Regions from separate parts of the Homo sapiens genome. Here region 2 is linked to region 1. Evidence: chromatin loops called from intact Hi-C (ENCODE). Cell type or tissue: PC-9. All regions are shown on one strand. Each heading gives the region's core, and the rest is flanking DNA. Links, peaks and the distances in the headings are about the cores only.

Region 1 (10,500 bases), core at 4,362-6,861:
AGCACAGCTTCACTGGGTTCCCTGGCTGACAGGCTGTATTAGCATGCCAGACTTTGCAGAAGCAAGTTCTTAGTTATTGGCAGTTGGTTGTTTAAAGCTGTTAAAAGCCTCTCAGGTAATAGTGGGTCAGCAGCACGTGTGATATTAAGGATAAATTACTTAATTTACCAATTACAAGCCTTCCTAACAGGATGTAAGCTGCTTAAGGGCATTACTTGTTCAAACATATACTCAACAAACATTATTGAGCACCTACTATGTGCTGGGTAAGTGATAGGTTCTGAGGATATAATAATGAAACTACAGTTTCTGTTTTTGTGGCACTTGAGCTTACTGGTTGAGAAAGAGGGGAGAATAAGTATGATGGAACAGCACTTATTAGTACAGACAGTCCTCAACTTACAATGGTTCCATTTGTGATCTCTGATTTTACAATGGTGCAAAAGTGACACGTTCAGTAGAAGCTGTACTTCGAGTACCCATATAATCATTCTGTTTTTCACTTTCAGGACAGTATTCAATAAATTACATGAGGTATTCAACACTTTGCTATAAAATAGGCTTTGTCTTAGATGATTTGCCTAACTGTAGACTAATGTAAATGTTCTGAGCATGTTTAAGGTAGGCTAGGCTAAGCTATGTTTGGTAGGTTAAATGTATTAAATGCATCTTATAATGGGTTTATTGGAACATGACCCCACCATAAGTCGAGGAGCATCTGTATGTTAGTGTCTTTCTTCTCCTATACAATAAAGAGGGTATTCTTTTTCTTCTTCTTCTTCTTCTTTTTTTTTTTTTTTACCTCTTTTTACCAAGGAAAATATATTCAGTATCTTCTCTTTCCATTCCCCTTGAGAAATGTTCCACATTGACTGCTTGGTTTTTGGGGTTGGTGATGCAGAATTGGGAAAAAGAGAAGAGGTAGACAAAACAGGAGAAGCAAGAAGATAGGCTAAGAAAGACAAAAGGCTCTCATGCTGGGCACTCGTGCTAGAGCCAGACTTTTCTTAGAAATAAGGAGGAGGGGGCAATAGAGGAGTCATGGGATGAGAAAGAAGTGGATGAAAGTGGAAAGAAGATTTTAAGATGCATTGCTATAGATTTTGTTTATACATGTGTTTTGTTTATGCATGTGTATGTGCACATATATGACACATATTTTAAACAAAAAAGACTACATTATGTATTTTTGATGTTCTGCAGCCTTTTAAGCTTAGTGTAACAGAATATTTTCAGGTCAGTAGACATATATCTGTCTTTTTCTTTTTTTTATTAGCCCCATAGCATTTTACTTAATGTAGATACCCTAATTTATAAAATCATTTCTCTTTTGATGGACATTTATTACAGTATTTCCCAAAACGCTTTTTTTTTTTTTCTTTTGAGATGAAGTCTCGCTCAGTCGCCCAGGCTGGAGTGCAGTGCGGAATCTCGGCTCACTGCCAGCTCCGCCTCCCGGGTTCATGCCATTCTCCTGCCTCAGCCTCCTGAGTAGCTGGCACTACAGGCGCCTGCCACTACGCCCGGCTAATTTTTTTGTATTTTTAGTAGAGACGGGGTTTCACCATGTTAGCCAGGATGGTCTCGATCTCCTGACCTCGTGATCCGCCTGTCTCAGCCTCCCAAAATGCTGGGATTACAGGCGTGAGCCACTGTGCCCGGCCCCAAAACACTTTTTTACTTATATTTATTTTCATGGTTGTGCAAACATTTTTATAGAATAGATTCTTAGGAGTTGGTTTGCTGGATTATAGAAAATGTGCATCACATTTTTTTCATAGATTTTGCCAAATTGCCCTCCAAAAATGTGCCAAGTCTATTAAAAGGTTTGAGGATGAATGCTTTTCATATTTTCATTAGCTCCATCTTCAAAGTCAAGAGCTGCAATGTCACTGGTGAGTCTGCCTCAAAATCCTCAGACTCTTCAGTTTTTTAAAGATAAGCATGATAGTCTTGCAAAGCCAGATTCACTGCTTTATGGAAGAGTAGCTCTTATGGGTATGCTCTAAGGCATGGCTTGAAAATGGAAGCCTTAAAGCTTTTGACTCTCAGACATAGTTCTAAAGCCAATTCTAAAGCTGCTTGGAGAATTCTGAGTGTCACGTAAGGTGAGTTCACTTTAGCTGTCAGCATTTCTTAGGGCAAATTGTAACTACAGAGTTATCAGCTCCATTCAACAGCCTTCACTGTGGAATTTTTAGTCTTCCCACAGGAGACATTTAGCTAATAAGAAGGTTATCCATGCACATATGTGTATCTGTCAAATCACTGGTAATGAACCATTTGGTTCATGGGTATAACAACAATGAAGTTTCATATTCCCCCTTCAACAACCTCTACAAATATCTCAGTTCTGTAAAATATCTTTTCTGATTAATTATCGAGTACATCCTTTAGTTCTGTACTAATGACTTTCAAATACGTTATCTCATTTCTTTTAAACAACTTTATGAGCCAGGTTTTAATAGTCCCATTAAGAACAGAAACCAAATGTCGGAGAGTTTAAGTAACAGCCACACATCTAGGTCAGTATTTGAAACCAGATTTATCTGATTCTATACTGTTAAAAACTATGACTTAGTGCTCATTAAATGACATGACATTAAATAATTTCATTTCTTGATCTATTTAGGGACCTCTGATTCTATTTTATAAGAAGCTTCTCCCATCTTACTTTTGTTCTCACAGACTGTTTTTCTGATCTCGTTTTGTAGCCAAGGCAAGAACCAACTTCATCAATAAGCCATTTTGGTCCCAAATTTTAAAAAGAAAAGAGCATACTATAGTAGATAAAAGTATAGAGTCAGCCTCTCTGGGTTCAAACTTTGGTGCTGCCATTTACTAAGTGTTGACCTTGGGCAGGCCTCAGTTTTCTCGTTTGTAAAACTGGTACACTTAGCTTGCTTACCTCATTGGATTAGTGTGAGAATTAAAATGAAATAGTGCCTTCAAGCATTTAGACAGTTACCTGGCACATACTAAGTATAGATTAAGATCTGACTCCCCCTGCAACTATTCCTTTCTACTGTTTCTCATCTTGCTCCACCAGCGGCATCTCCTCTGGTGTTCTGTCTGGCTCCTTGACAACCCAGGTCATTCACTTCATTCTCACTCAATTGTCTGTATCCTCACCCAGACATTTTCTCTTAGTCAGAAGTCTTGTTGTAGTCCTGCTCTGGCTCATGATCCAGATTGCCTGTCATGTGGATTGTCATCTGTTTGTCATTAGATTGCTATTTTACCTCAAGTTTCTAAATGATTTTGGTCCATAACCTAACAAAGTCCCAACTAACTCAAGCTCCCTGTTGTCTCTACCTCATTCATATCAGTACCTTTCATAAGCATGCCTGACTTTTCCATCTTCTACTTTCCTCATCTGGTCGCCAGCTTGGGCAAACTTATGCTTTGGTTAATAAAAATTTGGTTGTCAAGCACTGTTTCTGATTGTTTTCTTACCAATTCTAGTCATTCAAAATTTATTTAACAAGTATTTCAGAGAACTCACTATGTATCAGGTAGTGTGCTGGGTGTTGGGGACATACTGGTGAACAAAACAGACACTGGGTAGCCTAATGGGTAATTATTAGATGATTAGATTATCACACAACTTTAAAGTTGCAATCGTGGTAAGTGCTAAAAAGTTAAGTCACACGGTGTCATGACAATTTACACTAGAGATATTGGGCCTTGTCAGAGAGATGAGAAAAGGCTTCCCTGAAAAAAGAAAAAATGCTGGAGATGAGGTCCAGAGGATGAGTAGGAGGAGTTACCTAGGCATATAGGGAGACAGGAGTGTTAGAGACTGAGGAAGTGCATTCATAGTGGTGCTGTGGTGAAAAGAAGCATGGGAAGTATTATCTCCTGGGAGAAGGCCAGTGAGGGTTGAACAGAGAATACAAGGTTCAAGATAAGAGTAGGGTCAGGTGAGACCACATTGGGCCTTGTCGGCTCTTTTGAGGATGTTGATCTTTATACCAAATGCAATGGGGAACCATTGGATGATGGTTGGTGTGGCAATAGGGTACTGGGGATATGATCAGATTTTCAGATGTATTTTGGAGATATCTACCTGGGCAGGACAAAGAGTGGGTTATGGGTAGACCAGAATGTGCCTGAGGCAGGGACTTAGGTAGCCTAATCTAGGATAACAGATAATAGTTATGGAAAGAAATAAATAGCACTGAGAAATACCAGAGCTGAAATCAGTAATTTTTGGTGATATTGGATGTGAGAGATGAGGGAGTGAAATGATATCAAGATTTCTGGCTCACACAACTAGCCAGAAAGTGATTCCCTTTTACTGCGATAGGGAAGAAGAATGGAATTGCACGTGCTTAATTTATTCAATTACACATTAGGTGCTCCACATAAGGCTCTTATAATCTCTGACAGCAGAAAACCAATCAACCTAGTTTGAGTAAAAGTTTTCTTTTCTTTTCTTTTTTTTTTTTTTTTTTTTGAGATAGAGTCTCGCTCTGTTGCTCAGGCTGGAGTGCAGTGGCGTGATCTTGGCTCACTGCAACTTCCGCCTCCCGAGTTCAAGCAATTCTCCTGCCTCAGCCTCCAGAGTAGCTAGGACTACAGGCACACGCCACCACACCTGGCTAATTTTTTGTATTTTAGTAGAGACGGGGTTTCACTGTGTTGCCCAGGCTAGTCTCGAACTCCTGAGCTCAGGCAATCGGCTTCCCAAAGTTCTATGATTACAATCATGAGCCACCATGTCTGGCCTGAGCACAAGTTTTAATGTAAGGATATAGGGAATCTCATGGAAGCAGTGGCAGTAGGGCCTTGGGGAAACTAGAAAGTTATCAGGAACTAAGACCTTTTTCCCTGGCTCTCAAGGACTGCTTCTCTCTGTGAGTTTCCTCCATCCTTCTCTTTTTCTTGATTTGATACTCCTGCTGGCTCCCTTTGCATATGGCTCACCACAGCCACTAACCAAAAATCTATTCCTAATTGATCAGCTTCAGCATTCATCACCAACCACCTACAGTTTCTGTGTCCTATTTCAAATTATTGATACACAGAGAGAATTGTTGGTCAGCTGTCCAGTTGTATTCCTGGTCCAATCAGCTGGGCTGTGTGATAATGCTACCCCAAATCTAGGGGTTATGAACAGGGAAGACAATAATACTCAACTGTAGTAAAACTACTTTAGGCTAGGAAAAGTGTTATACGTATTGACATTGTTTGAAGTGACTAGCAAATAACTGGCATTTAGTAGATGCTCAATAAGTACTCTGTCCTTGTTGAGTCACTGGAGATCTTTAAATACTTTTGAACTGCTGAGATACATCAGAATCTCCTGTGACATTTTTTAAAAATTCAGAGTTCAAGGTATGCCTTCAGAGAAGGAGATCAGTGATCTAAAAGGGACCTCAGGAATATGCATTTCTAAAAAAAGGGACCTAACCTAAATTTGATACAAGTGGTTCATGGATCACACTTTGATGGACACTGCTCTAATGCTTCAATAATCATGCCCAGAAATCTCTGTTGTAAACTCTGGACACTGAGCTCCTTCTGGATCTTCTGAAATTCTACTTATCTATTTATATATTGGGGCAAATATTTATCTCTTTCTTATATCCAAAGATGGATTTGAAGGTTAACAAGGTAACTTTGGAAATAAGCTTTGACCTCTCTTTTCCAGAGCCATAATAAATATGAAAGAAGGTATTAATATATATACGGACAACTTCTATATTGCTTGAATTGCCTAAAACTCTTCTTAGCATTCACTATTTCCTGATGATGACCCATGAATGAATAAGACCTCATCAGTGTTTTATTGTCTGCCTTCAGAAACTGGAAATGTAACTGTTAAATCACTGCTACTTGTCCTGAGTAAAATTCTTACAAGGGGAATAGAGGAAAAGTTCTTGAAAAGTCAAACAAAATGCTGTCTGTAACTGCCTGGCTTTTCAAAAACAAGGCTTTCTGATTATAAAAGATCCATTTTGAGGAGTGCCAGCCAACAACACAGCCCTATTACACACATTGTGTGGTTATAATATGGTCTGACACTAAGGTCAGTGGAATTTCAAAGTGAGGGAAGCCTGGGAGAGTTGCCAACCAGCTCTTTGAAAGAGTGGATCCTTCAACCTGGTCCAGGTCCTCACTTTTCTCTTTGCCATTAGCCACTGCAGTCTGAGTGCAGCTTCTATCACATCTCTGAAACTTCTCTCTGGGTTTAAAAATGATTCCTGTTAGCAGTGGTGTCCTTCTGTCATTATGCATCTTAAGTGCCATCTCTGTAAACCCTTAATTTCTAAAGGTTGCTCCTTGAAGCTTTTTCCTCCCTTGCTTTTGAGATCACGACTCTCTTCCACTTCACATTCTCCCACACTGGTGGTTACTTTTAAGTCTTTGCTGACTCTTCTTTCTATTTGCGTTAGTGTTTTTTGGGGTTCTAGCCTCGTTGTTGGGCAGGCACATCATCTCCCTTTCTTTAGCTGTAATGTATTTGTAGTTGATTCTCATCTATCAGTCTACAGCCTGGGACTCCCTCTTGAACTCATTTTTCCAACAGCTTCTAGAATTTTTCATTTGTTTGGCATATAGACAACTAACATCTAGCAGGTCCAAAACTTGGGCTTATTGTTTCCTCCTCCAGCCCTCTTCCTTCTTTTCTGATCTTTATTTATTAAAGGTATTATCATCCACCAGAAACTTTGCCACCATGCTCGATCCTTCACTTTTGAATTTCTGTCACTTCTTCTCCACCTCTCCTATCACTGTCCTGATTCAGGCTGCATCCTTTATCATCTAAGGGCTGTTGTAATATTCCAGTTTCCCTGCTTTCAATTTCTCCGCATCCAATTTCAAGAGTCACCCTGTCACAATTCTTTTTCTAAAATACAAACCTGTTCATGTCTATTTAAAACCTTTGATGTCTGGTGCATACATTATCTGATCTAAAACCCACTATATTATATAAAACTACATTATATAAAATCTATTATTTAGCAGACTTCATAAGAATTTTCACAGTCTGGCACCAGTCTTCCTTTCCAGCCTAATCAATGATCTCCCTCCGAGTAATAGCATTTTTTGAGTGATGGGTACTTTAATTGTAATAGAACTTACTTAAATGAACTGTGGGACAAGTATGAACAAGAAACTACTATTAGTCTTGTTTTGCACATGAGGAAGGTGATACAAAGAAAAAGTTAAATGACTTGCCTGAGATCACGTAGCTAGCTAAGGATGGAGTGCCAGGGTGGAACTAAGCACTCCTTAGTCACTTTGCTACTCTGCCTTTACAGAAGTCACACTGAACCGCCTCAGGTGACTGTGCCTTTGTTCATGCTACCTGTGTGGCTTGCATTGTCACTTCCTTGTCAAAGATCCTGTGTGTACTTGAAGGTTCTGCTTACAAGGCACCATGTCTATAAAGCCTTACCAGACTTCTTGCAATTAACAGCTCCCTTTTTTTTTGGGGGGGGGGGTCCTCTAGCAACTGGTATATATTTCAATTATAATATTATATCACTTTTTGTAAAGTGAGCTTCATGATGTGTCTCTGCTTAATTCAAGTGAACTCTCTGATGACTTTATATCTTAATCATTTTTAAGTCCCCATTGTCCAGTACATAGCAACACCTTGGGAAATATCTGCAAAAGGTAGAAGGAGTAATATTTTCATTATCTCATTAGATTATTATTGGCTAATCCAAACATTTCTTCTAAGTAAACTAATTTCAGGTATTAACATATAAACATTGAGGATTCTCAGTAAGCTGCTAAAAGTTTATTAATGACATGCTATGAGCAGGTGTTTTCAATAACTTTAATTGTGAATACCTAGAAAGTAGTTACTTCTTTGGGAAGCACCAAGAGGCCTTGACAGAGGTATGATACAGTCAATTGTGTTGATAAGACGTTTCTCAGTGATGAACAACAGAAAAGCAGACCCAAACAATAAAGAGCACTTTTTGCCTCATTTTTAAAAAAAGAACGGTGGCAGGAATAACTTGATTTTGTAAGGATAAGATGTTTTTCTTTTTTCCTTTTTGGTTCTAATTTCTTGGTGTTGCTTCTATTTTCAGCAAGCATCTCCTCTTGTATCCCCGAGGCTTGCTCATTCAAACTGAGGCAGGGGGTTGGGGTGGAAGGTGAGGCGGGGGAGACAGTGTGTGTCTCTTTACCCAGTAGTCAATAGGATTCAGTCTGTTTGGATCAGTTAGACCAGACGTATCCCTAAAAGTCAACTGTAGTTGAAGGATGTGATTATAATAATCAAAGTCCTATGCCATACCCCACCCAAAGTCTTGTGTGGCAGCAGCTGTTCCCAAACAAATAGGCTGCAGGGGGAGAAGGTGGACATTTTAACAAAGGCCTGGTGGCTGATACCAAGCAAAGAGCACATGGATGATGAATGACCAAAATCAGTAAAATGACTCATGAATGATCACTATGAAAATGGATCAAAAAGACAGGGAAAATGTGTGATCCGGAGGCTGTTGTCTTGCCTCCCAAGAAAGACAACCTGGTCCTATTTCTGTGGAAAAGTAGGGCACACTATGTAATGTAAGAAAAGTTCTTATCATTCTGATCTTTGGGAAGGGAGCTCAATTGGATATTCTCTGCTCTTTGTCATGGAAGGCTGAGCTGCATGGTGTGTTTCAGTGAGCTCTCCAGTTTCAGGAGAGGTTCAGTCCATGGGGAGACAGAAGGCGGGAGGAGAATGAGGTTGGGGTATGTATTGCCCTGGTACCTCCCTGCTGGGCTGTGGGTTGGCTGTGTCCCTGCTCCTGCCAGACACACCTACTTTCTCTGGATTCTAAACCACTTCCTCCCTTTGCCTTCTCAGATCTTGAAGATGTTGCTCTTCCTGGGGTTCTGTATTGCTGATTTTGCTAAACTCTGCCCACACTTTTGTAAAGAGTCTCTTTATTAAACTGATCCCAAATCACTCAGTTGGAGTATGCCATCTGTTTTCTGCCAAGACCCTTACTGATACAGTGGGTAATCATTTCTCTCGTAACATGTTTTCAATCACTGCAGTGACACTTTTCCAAAATAGAATGATCATGACAATCAGTCAAAGGTAAATTTTTTTAATTGAAAGAAGGCAACATTTCTCCAGTCAATTTTGGTCATCACTTGTGATTGGGTTGCCAAGTCAAAGGATTTTCAACCTGAGCACAAAAGAGTTGTTAGAGAGTTTTTCTAATAGTTGTTAAGCAGGTTTATTTATTTATTTATTTATTTATTTATTTATTTATTTAGAGACTGAGTCTTGCTTTGTCACCCAGGCTGGAGTGCAGTGGCACAATCTCGGCTCACTGCAACCTCTGCCTCCTGGGTTCAAGCGATTCTCCTGCCTCAGCCTCCCGAGTAGCTGGAATTACAGACACGCGCCACCACACCCAGCTAATTTTTGTATTTTTAGTAGAGACAAGGTTTCACCATGTTGGCCAGGCTGGTCTTGAACTCCTGACCTTGTGATCTGCCCCCCTCGGCCTCCCAATAAGCAGGTTCTCTTAGTTTGCATGTTCCTATGCAAATTGGTTAAGATTTCTCTTGGCTCCTCTAACTACAAATAATAAATAAATGCAAATGTTAGTTTAAAAACTTTAGTTTTTATAAGATTTTATCAGGAACATTTATTCTCGATAATATTAGTATAGTTTTTAACTGCTAAAGGAAGAATGTAGAGTTATGTAGTCACGACAATGGTATTTACCATTCAAATTACTGATATAAACTTTTCTATCTATACAACTTAGTATAAATAGCAACCCCAAGAGCAGATTATCTAGAATTATGTTAATATTCTTTTAAGAAAAAAATAGTAAACTTTTTATTTCTTTTGTGCTGGGATTTAAATCCTTGAAAATGGCTCTACAACGGAAAACACCAATGATCAAGAATCGCTAGCTTGTGCCATTCCATTTAATGCTGACTGAATTCAATTTATTCCCCTTGGTTTCCTAGTTTCTTATTTACATTATTTCTGATGTCATTAAAGTTAGAAATATTAATTGTGTTAATATTTTAAGGTCCTTCTTTAGTATAGGAAACTGTACATTTAAAAATTATTATTACTATATTAGAGATGAGGTCTCACTCTGTTGCCCAGGTTAGAGGGCAGTGGCACAATCATAGCTCACTGCAGCCTTATCTCCTGGTCTCAAGTGATCCTCCTGCCTCAGCCTCCATAGCAACTGAGTTCTAGGCACGTGCCACCACACCTGGCTAATCTTACATTTTTAAGTGCTTAAAAATAACTTGTGAAATAAATTCTTGGTTTCATTTACTGAGAGTCTGGTTTAATAGGTCCTGGTAAACTCCAGACTTCATTTTCTTTCTACTCTCCGCCTTGCTCATTATGTTCTGGCCACAAAGGCTCTCCTGTTGTTTCTCAAACCTGCAAAGTTGTTCCTGTCCCAGAGTTTTATATTGAAAACCATGAGTTTACAGTGATATCTCTAGGTCTAGTTCATACCACAGGGTTCATTCTCATCCCCTCCTTCTTTCTTCCCTTCTTCA
Region 2 (10,500 bases), core at 4,297-6,796, 59 kb after region 1:
AATTCCGTGAACCAGATTTTAACACAACATTGATTTTTGTCACAATATTTCCTTCTTCAGTTGAATTGATGGTGGGGTGGCCTGGACTATGAGTTTGGCTTTCTATATTGTGAGAAAGAGACATGCCCAGATTAAGGGGAATTACCTTTCCGTCACCATAATTGGGACTATTGGAAGGGTAATTCCAGGAAAGCACTTTGCACTGCAGCTTCCAGGAGGCCAGGTCCTCCCTCTGCTTGCAGTCATAAAATCATCAGACAGGCACATGATCTATGCTTGGTCACCCGGAGCATTGTAACTTGAGCGAATGACCCAAGGACAAGAGGGAATGTTAGAGATGATTTATTGCAGCAGCAGTGGTGGTGGCATCAGCAGCAGCAGTGAAATTAGTCTCACCTGATAGCTGTCCTAGCTACAAGGTAGTTGCCATCCTTCTTGGACTTCTAAACTTAACACAATCCATGCTTCTTTTGATGCCTCGTGCCCAAGCTACTCTTCCCTCTCTTTCCTACACTGGTAATTTTCCAACGCATCATGCTTATCTTAAATTAACCAAAATCAATTTCTGTTACTTGCAACCAAAAACCTTAACTGACCCTTGGGTCAAAAGCTCTCCATAGTTCTGTGGGCTGATGAATGTCAGCTCAGATTTTTTTTCTGGAGAAAGCCCTTTCTTACAGAGCTCAGAAAGTTGACTAGGCCTGAGACAATGTATTAGTCCATTCTCACACTGCTATAAAGAAATACTTGAAACTGGGTAAGTGATAAAGAGGTTTAATTGGCTCACTTTCTACAGGCTATACAGGCTTCTGCTTCCGGGGAGGCCTCAGGAAACTTACAATCACGGTGGAAGGCAAAGGGGAAGGAGGCACGTCTTACATGGCCAGAGAAGAAGGATGAAAGTGAAGGGGGAGGTGCTACACACTTTTAAACAACCAGGTCTAATGAGAACACACTCACTATCATGAGAATAGCAAGGGGAAATTCATCCCCATGATCCAATCACCTCCCACCAGGCCCCTCCTCCAACACTGGGCATTATAATTCCATATGAGATTTTGGTGGGGACACAGATCCAGACCATATCAGACAGTTCTACATTTTGCAGCTATGTTCCCACCTTGCGACACAACTTCTCCAACAGCAAGGGCAGAATAATTGCTGGACTTTTCCAAACATCACACTGGAAAGCACCAGGAGGTTAAATGACTAGCTCAAAGCACCAAGCCTGACAGCTCTTAATCCAAGATTAAAGCCAAGTGTGGGGTTTACAGGTAGGTGTGCGCAAAGCTCAGCTTCTGGAATTTCACATTTGTTTGTGGAGTAACAGCACAAAGCCTTTGTTTATATGACTTTAAAAGAATTAATCTCATTCATTCTGAAGAACGTGGCAGCAGAGCTGACTGGAATCTTTCTCTGCTGTCCTTTCATTTCGGGGTCAGGGGTTTACATCAGCTCCCTTTAGCAGATTTGTTTCTCCTAGAACACAGAAGGTACTTGATGATCCCTTGCATCTGTCACAAATTCTTCTATCGCTGGGCAGAGTAACCACAGCTTCCCTCAGGCCCTGCAGATGTCAGGACACAGAAAGGAAATGCTAATGAAACCTCTCTCCTTCGGCTTCTCTGGCATAGATGCCTGACCCCTGGCTCCAGGCCCCACCCCACCCCATCCAGATCAAAGTCATGTCAGTTGTCTTTGGAGCACATTGAGAATTTCTTTCTCTTCTCTTAAACTAGTATTTGCCCATTTTTACTGCCTTATGTTGAAAGAATCATATTCATCATCAAAAAATTGAGAACTTCAGAAAAAGATAGAGAGGAAAATCACTAAGAGTTCTACAACTTAGAAATAACTATTTGTGATATCCTTCTAGTCTTTTCTTTCTCCATATGCAGAAATAAACATGCAGATATATAACTATATAATATGCTTTTAACATTTAATTTATTTTACGAGATGGAGTCTCACTCTGTTGTCTAGGCTGGAGTGCAGTAGCATGATCATAGGTCACTGCATCCTCAGCCTCCTGGGCTCAAGAGATCCTTCCACCTTAGCCTCCCAAGTAGCTAGAACTACAAGGTAACACCACCACACCCGGCTAATTTTTTAGCTTTTCCTAGTGATGGAGTCTTGCTATGTTGCCCAGGCTGGTCTCAAACTCCTGGCCTCTATATAATATACTTTAAAAGATATTTTCCTTAGAATTCTATTTATATTTTGTCTTTTTTTTAACTCAGTAGTATATCATGAATATTATTTCATGTTTTCAGTAATGGTGTAGTATTTTTTTCTCATTTTTGTTTTTTTAAGAGACAAGTTCTCAGGCCGGGTGTGGTGGCTCATACCTGTAATCTCAGCACTTTGGGAGGCCGAGGCAGGGAGATCACTTGAGGTCAGGAGCTTGAGACCAGCAGATCACTTGAGGTCAGGAGTTTGGCCAACATGGTGAAACCTTATCTCTACTAAAAATACAAAAAACAAAACAAAACAAAAAACAAAAATACCATAGCTGGGCATGGTGGTGCATGCCTCTAGTCCCAGCTACTCAGGAGGCTGAGGCAGGAGAATCGCTTGAACCGGGAGGCGGAGGTTACAGTGAGCTGAGATTGTGCCACTGAACTCCATCCTAGGCAACAGAGTGAGACTTTGTCTCAAAACAACAACAACAACAACAAAACAAAGCAAACAAACAAACAAAAAACAGAGAGAGACAAGTTCTCACTGCATTGTCCAAACTGGATTCAAACTCCTGGAATCAGGTGATCCTTTTGCCACAGCCTCCAGGGTAGCTGGGACTGCAGATGCACGCCACCATGCTTGACTGTGTAGAATTTTAATCATTTGGCTATATAATAATTCAGTTAACATATATCATATTTTTAAGCATTTATGTTGCCCTTTCTTGCTGTACAAATAATATTGACCTTCCTTGATTCTATTGTCTTTACATAAATTCTTAGAAGTAGAATTGCTGAGTTCTTAAGAAGATTTAGCTTCCTAATTTAGTTTTTTTTTACCTTGTTTTAAATTATTTTATAGTTTAACAAGGGACCCAAGATGAAGCTGGGTGGTATGAGAAAGTTTCTCTCTCTAGAGAATGCATGGCTGGATTATGAAGAGCTGATTAAAACTCAGGGTCTTAGAGAGTTATCAGTGGTGCCCACAGAGGGAGGCTTTTGAATCCTAGTTTAACCTAACAGTGGATTGAGAGTATTAGTGAAGGGCAAGTGTTGACAAACAAGAGCACAGGGTCTAAGGCTAGGGCCAAAACTTTTAGAAACAGGGGACTTCCACAGATGCCTTGTGGGAAAGTTACAACAATCCTCAATTCTTTGACAACAGAATTGATCCATGCCCAGCTGTCCAAAGCTTCCATCCAGATGTGCACTCCAGCATTAGGTTCACTTGCTAACCTTTTTTTCATTAACTGCACAGTCTCTGCAGGTAAATAAACCTCAAAATATTTTAGCCATCTGTTGTTCCAATGGCTCCTGGGATTGGAAACATGGAAATCTCCGAAACTACTTGAGTGAGCACAGGCAACTTTATGGCTATGTGGATCGGTGGCCATTAGAAATTTCCACTTACTTGTCTAATAGCTAGTATGCAGGCGTTTCTACTTACCTGGAACCCTGAAAACAATAACACTCCTAAGTTACTGCTGAAAAACACTGTAAACATTTTGATCATTATTCTTTCTGTAATATCTTAGTAGAAATTTCCCCAGAGACAAAGTTTTAAATGCAAGAAGTTTATTGGAAGGCACAAAGGAAATGGGTAGTTAAGGGGGAAGGATACAGAAAAGGGAAGAGATCATTAATAAAGACATATAGCCATAACGTTACATGTGGTAGTTCTTGCATTTTTTTCCTACTATGAGGATTTCAAGCTGGAAAGTCATATCTGATTTATATTTTGAAAAGATCATGACCCAGCAATACTGTACTACAAAAGCACAGTGGATGACTGGAACGGAATCCCCTGGGAAATCTCTAAAACATAATGCAAAACACAAGCCTTCAAATTATCCTAGACTGAGCTGGGCATGGTGGCTCATGCCTGTAATCCCAGAGCTTTGGGAGGTTGAGGTGGGAGGATCACTTGAGGCCAGGAGTTTTAGACCAGCCTGTGCAATGTAGCGAGACCCTGTATGTATAAAAATTAAAAACAAATAACTGAGCATGGTGGCACACACCTGTAGTCCTAGCTACTCAGGAGGCTGAGGTGGGAGGATCACTTGAGGCCAGGAATTTGAGGCTACAGTGAGCCATGGTCATGCCACTGTACTCCAGCTCAGGCAACAGAGTGAGGCCCTGACTCTAAAAAAAACGAACAAAACCAAATTATTGGGTCTGGTCTGAAAAGCATGAAAAGCAGACACCAAGACAGGCCAACACCTATGAAGGACCAAGGGGGAGTGAACAGGAGTAGGAAGAAAGAACTTTCAGACCACGAGGTAGGTTTGGCACTTGTGAAAGGAGAAAGGAAGGAGAAACCTCAGACCATAGCACAGTTCAGAGAAAATCTCAGCTAGACCAATGGAGAGTCTTCAAGCAAGAGTAGGCTATTCAGGCAGGATGATTGGTGGTCACAAGTGGAGCCTTGACCATGCCCAATCATTGGCTGGGTGTAGTCCAGGCAAAGCTTGTCCTTGACTGGCAACATGTTTTTCCTCCTAACTTGCTGGCCAATCCCTCTTGGTTCCTTTTGCTGGTTTATCTCTTACTTTCAGATCTCCAAGTATTGGATTTCCCAGGTTATCTCTTTTTTTCTGTATATACTTACCTCCTAATTTTCCTACTACTGTGGTAGCTTTCAATGTTATGTATATATTTGTGACCTACAAGTTTATATCTCTTGTCCAGACTTTGCCTCTGAGCTCTTTAGCCACTTCTGCTCATCAGTTCAGATATCTAACTGCCTATTTGGATGTCTAGTGGGCACTTCAAATTTAACAAGTCTAAAATAGAGCCAGAACACGAGTCAAATTTGTATATTGTCCTTATTTGTGTTTTTAATTGTCTTTCTTCTCTATATGCATGTAAGCTCCTATAAAGACATAAAGGTAGATTTTTGTCTGTCTTTTTTCATGCTTCTAATTTCTAAGAATAGCACATAGTATTACTATAGTATATAATAAAGAATATTTCTTAGCCCTTGAGACAGACAAACTTTTGTGAGATTGACTGGTATCTGAGCTAAAGCTGTGAAGGAACTTAGCATTATATAAAGGGCACATGGTAATGGAACACCTGACTCATTCTCCGGTGACTCACACTCTGAGCTAAGCTAATGGACACAGACAATTTTTATTCAATGAGGTAGAGCAAAGAACTGGTGCAAAACCCAGGGGAATTGAAGAGTTTAGAGCTTTAAAGAACACGTACTACCTTAAAAGAGATAACTAACCTACCATCCCAGCAAAGTCTAATGAGTACAATTAAATCTAGCATTATTAATGCATTAAGCTAAATGCTTTATATAAATCACTGTATATAATCTTCACAACAGTTATATGAAAGACATGCTAACATTATCCCTGTTTTCTAGCTGAGGAAACTAGGGCTGTGAGAATTTCTAAAGAATCTTCTAAGATGTAAGTGAAAATCTAGGAGACTAATATGAAACATTTTTAAATTCTGAAAGTCAGGCTGGGTGTATTCATGATGGAATTGTTTCCTTGAGGGAAGCCAAAAAGAAAAGGGGTTTAGCACTTAGGTTATTTAATGCCAAGATGAGACCAAGTTAGAGATGTTAGTCTTGGAACAATTTTGTGTTGGAAGAAAGCTTGGATTGACTAAATGCAAAATTCTGTTGCCTTTTGCCTAAATGATTCCATCCAAAAATAGTTCTAGCAGATTCTGCTGATGCTCAATTCACACTGTGTTATATCCTTGCATCATTCTCTTGCATACCAGCCTGATCTTCAATGTCCAGCCTGCCGGAAGAGGCAGGGGCAGAGTGCCTGATAATGGTGATGCTGAGAGACTGTGCCCATAAGTACAGAGAGGCCAGGTTAGTTGAGAAGTGAGAAATGACTACTGGATTGAGCAACATGGCTTTGGTGGCATGGTGGAGGCGAACATTTGATTGAAATGAGTTAAGGAGATAGTGGGAGGAAGGAAACGAGAGACAGTGAGCATAGACCACTTCTGTGAATGATTTGATAGCTACCTTCATCACTTAAAAAATGCAAACAGCTTACATCACATCTTTTTCTACTGCTGAAGACATATTGTCATTGGCACACTTAACATATAAGAATATCAGAGAGGAACAGCAGCATGACATCTGAATTAGGAATCGTAAAACTTGCATTTTAGGCTGAGCTTAAAATGTGACTAGATTTTTGCCCCTAAACAAGTTATCTCCCATTTTCTCATTCTCTTATCTATTCAATGAGATTTGCAGCTTTAGATTTCATTATTTCCCCAAGGAAATTAATTTGAATTGTCTCAAGTAAGATCTAATATTCTTTTCTTCTCATGGTACATAATACATATCCATTTGTTGTCAATATCTTTAATAAGAATATATACTTAAAATGTTCTATTCTCTCTCTTTTATTTTTTTTAACCTGTTACAAGATCTTTTCTTTAATGACCTCTGGAGACTTGATGAGGGAACTCCCTTATTACTTGGATATGACATGTCAGTTACCATTAACTTAAATGTGTGATCTTGTCAAGATTTGCATCTATAGGATGGCTTTTCATTTAAGCTACCAATTAACTAGCTATGACATAAATGTTGACCTTAAAGTTGAAACGTTTTATTAATCCTATATTGCTTTCAGTTAGAAAATTGTCCAACATACGGAAAATATTTCAAAGAAGTATTTTTTCAAGACTGAATACTGATTTGTGCCTATTTTCACACTTGTTTAGTGCCTATTTGACACTTTGGTCAAAGTTATATTTATATTTAAATGAACTAATTCTTTTTCAGCATAGCACAGAATATAGTTTAGTGGGCATAGTCTTTGGATTAGGAAAATCTGATTTTCAATCTTTGTTCTGCCATCTGCTAATGTTAGGACATTTTGCTAGTTAATAGACATCTCAAAGCCTCATTTTCCTTTTCTGTAAAATAAGAGACCCTGAGCTTTGTGAAGGACAAATGAGATATGCTTGTAAAATGTTATGCACAGTGTGTGAATCTAAGTAAATGTTCAGGAATCTATTATCACTGTGAACAAGCGACTTACGAAGTTTTAAAAGAATTAAAACATGTTATGATATGGTGCCTAGCCTCAAGGAATTTACACTCCAATGAAAGCATCTGACATATAGTTTAAGTGCAAGGAAATTCTTAAGAGTCATTTAAAAATATAAAAGCTAAGAACTGTGGGAATACAAAAGCAGAAATACTTCCAGAAGAAGAAATACTTCCAGCTTGGGATTTTAGGAGAAGCCTCATCATGGATATGATATTCTAGGAAGGAATAACGATTTTGTCTGGTGGGGAAGGAAAAGGAAAAGAGAGGAAGTGGAAGAGGCGGAGAAGGAAAGAAAAAGATAGACTTTTCAGGTAGCGAGAGCAGGTAGAGTAGCTTGAGCAAGGAGGGATGACTCATTCACACAGCTGGAGCAGAGTGATGGGAGCAGAGACTTGGGAGGTGAGAGCTGACAGATGAATTGGGGGTACAGGTAGGAAGACCATGTAAGATTTTAAAAGCCATGCTACAGTGTTTATCATAAGCAATGGTGGAAGCACAATTTTAGGCAAGAGAATGACACAATCAGGACACTGAAGCAATAGATCAGAGGTTGCAGGGAAACCTGAAAATCACGTTTAGTTGGTGGTCTGTGAAAGCCATTTAGATGAGCAAAGTGAAAAAACTGGATGGGGACTTTGGAGATAAAGGAAGGACAGAAATAGGGATTTGTTTTAGATGTGGGCCTGAAATGATCTGATGATCATCTGGACATAGGCAGCGAGGGAGAAGGGAGTATTAAAGCTGACTTCAGGGACAATCTGGGAGCAAGATGGTGGAGTAGAACTCTCCAGGGCTCATCCCACCATAGAAATATCAATTTGAACAACTACCCACATATGAAAATACCTTCACAAGAGCTATGAAAATGTGGCTGTAGCCCAATAAAAGGCACATGGAAGAGGGTCCGAAGAACAATTTTATATTACCCAAGACACCCCTCCCCAAACCTAAGCAGCATAGTGGCTGAGAGAGATACCATCAGCTTGGGGCAAAGAGAGGGAAGTGAATACAGAACATTGACTTTTACCCCAACACTGGGCTTACCACCCAGCACCAGGCAGATCCCCACAGTCCAAACTACAGACCAGTATCCATGGATTGAGCCTCTAGACTGACCCTGGTGCCAGGTGGGACCATATAACCCTAAGGCTTCAGCCTTGTGTGGTGGACTCAATCTCTGGCCTGCACCACTTCTGGGCCGACAACAGCAGCCCTAGATTCTGGACAGCCCTTAGCTATAGGCAGCCCTCCAGCAGCCCAGACTTCTGAACCCTATCTCACACTATATTCAGAAATCAACTCAAAATGGATTAAAGACCTAAATGTAAGACTCAAAACTGTGAAACTTTAGAAGAAAACATAGTGAAAAAGCTCTATGACATTGACCTAGGCAATGAATTTTTGGATATAACCTCAAAAGCACAAGTAATAAAAACAAAAATAGACAAATGGGATTATATCATACTAAAAAGCTGCTATAAAACAAAGGTAACAACCAACAGAATGAAGAGATAACCTACAGAATGGAGAAAATATTTGCAAACTATACATCTGATAAGGGGTCAATATCCAAAATATATAAGGAATTTATTAGCAAGAAAACAAAATGACTCGATTAAAAATTTTGCAAAGGACCTGAATAGACATTTTGCAAAAGAAGACATATAAATGGCCAACAGGTATATATGAAAAAATTCTCAACATGACTAATCATCAGGGGATTGCAAATCAAAACTACAATGAGATACCACCTCACATCTTGTATCAAAGCGACAAAAGATAACAAGTGTTGGAGATAATGTGGAGAAAAGGAAACCCTTGCACACTGTTGGTGGCAATGTAAATTAGTCCAGTCATTATGGAAATAGTATGGCGGTTTCTCAAAAAATTAAAAATAGAACTACTATAAGATCCAGCAATTCCACTACTGGGATCCAAAGGAAGGGAAATCAGTATGTCAAATGATATCTGCACTCCCATGTTCATTACAGCACTATTCACAATAGCCAAACATGGAATCAACCTAAGGGTCCATCAACAGATGAACGGGTAAAGGAATGTGGTATATATACAAACTGGAGTACTATTCAGCCTTAAAAAGAAAGAAAGCCTGTCATTGTGACAACATGGATGAACCTGGAGAACATTACATTAAGTGAAATAAGCCAAACACAGAAAGACAAATACCACATGATCTCATTATATGAGAATCTAAAAATGTTGATCTCATAGAAGTAGAAAATAGAATAGTGGTTACCAGGGTCAGGGGGTACTGGGGGGGTTACAGAGATATTTGTCAAATGATACAAAATTTCAGTTAGATAGGAGAAATATGTTTAAGAGATCTATTGTACAATATGATAACTATAGTTAATAATATATTGTATATATTATATTCTTGAAAAGCACTAAGAGAGTGTATGTTAAGTGTTACCACAAAAATGATAACTATGTAAGGTAATGCATATGTTAATTAGCTAGATTTAGTCATTCCACAATGTTCATATACTTCAAAATATTTGTACACAGTAAATACAATTTCATCTGTCAATTAAAACATATAAATTAAGGGAATAAAGGGGCAGAGCCTTTCAGAAGTGATTAGTCATGAAGGCAGAGCCCTCCTGACTGGGACTAGTGCCCTGATATAAGAGGCCCAAGGGAGCTCCTTGGCCCTTCCACCATGTGAGAGTGGAGACAGAACACACCATCTATGAGAAAGCATAGCCTTACCAGGCACCAAATCTGTTTGCACCTTGATCTTGGACTTTCCAGCCCCCAGAACTATAAGAAGTAAATTCTTGTTTTTAATATGTTAAGAAATATATTAAAAATAAAATACTGAGAATTTATTGTGCATGGTCTTTTTGGTTATAGATTCATTTTAACCTAAGTCTTATCAGTTTAATACATTAAATTGTAATTGTTAAAAAAAAAAGCTGTCATCAAGATTTCAAAATATAGGAGATACAGAAGAAGTTTTGAAGACAGGTGTTGGTAGGAGCAGAAAAATCTCATGCTTATAGGGACCAGGCAAGTAAGGGGAATGAATGAAGTAGGTTAGATTAGGGGTTTGATGGGGGGGTGGGGACTGTGGAAACTGTCCCGTATACCAAAGGAAGCATCTATTCAGCTTTAGTTAGTCGTTGTCATGGAGAATTCGTGTCAAATAATACCAGATCTTTCTGTTTTCAAGAGAAACTGAATTTTCAAATTTTAAAGTAATTTATCCTGTTTTATTTTCTTTAGGTTTAATTAAATTTAAACACTGTATAGGT

The links. A loop is a pair of places that touch in the nucleus more often than their neighbours do. Peaks named below come from ENCODE experiments on the same cell type or tissue, not always from the same donor. Only the 100,000 strongest peaks of a DNase experiment are listed, where the experiment ranks them.
Region 2: it touches region 1 in a loop (7-fold over the local background); 1 of 110 quality-filtered maps calls a loop at or near these places.

The regions. Positions count from the first base shown.
Region 1 is chr5:145,550,137-145,560,636 of GRCh38, reverse strand. It overlaps a transcript of PRELID2 not described here. Among named protein-coding and RNA genes, the nearest start is that of PRELID2, 280 kb to the left of the region's middle. In PC-9, for the core only: no CTCF peak of the experiment used is centred there; no DNase peak of the experiment used is centred there.
Region 2 is chr5:145,490,704-145,501,203 of GRCh38, reverse strand. It overlaps a transcript of PRELID2 not described here. Among named protein-coding and RNA genes, the nearest start is that of PRELID2, 340 kb to the left of the region's middle. In PC-9, for the core only: no CTCF peak of the experiment used is centred there; a DNase peak (open chromatin) is centred at 5,253; H3K27ac peaks cover 359 bases.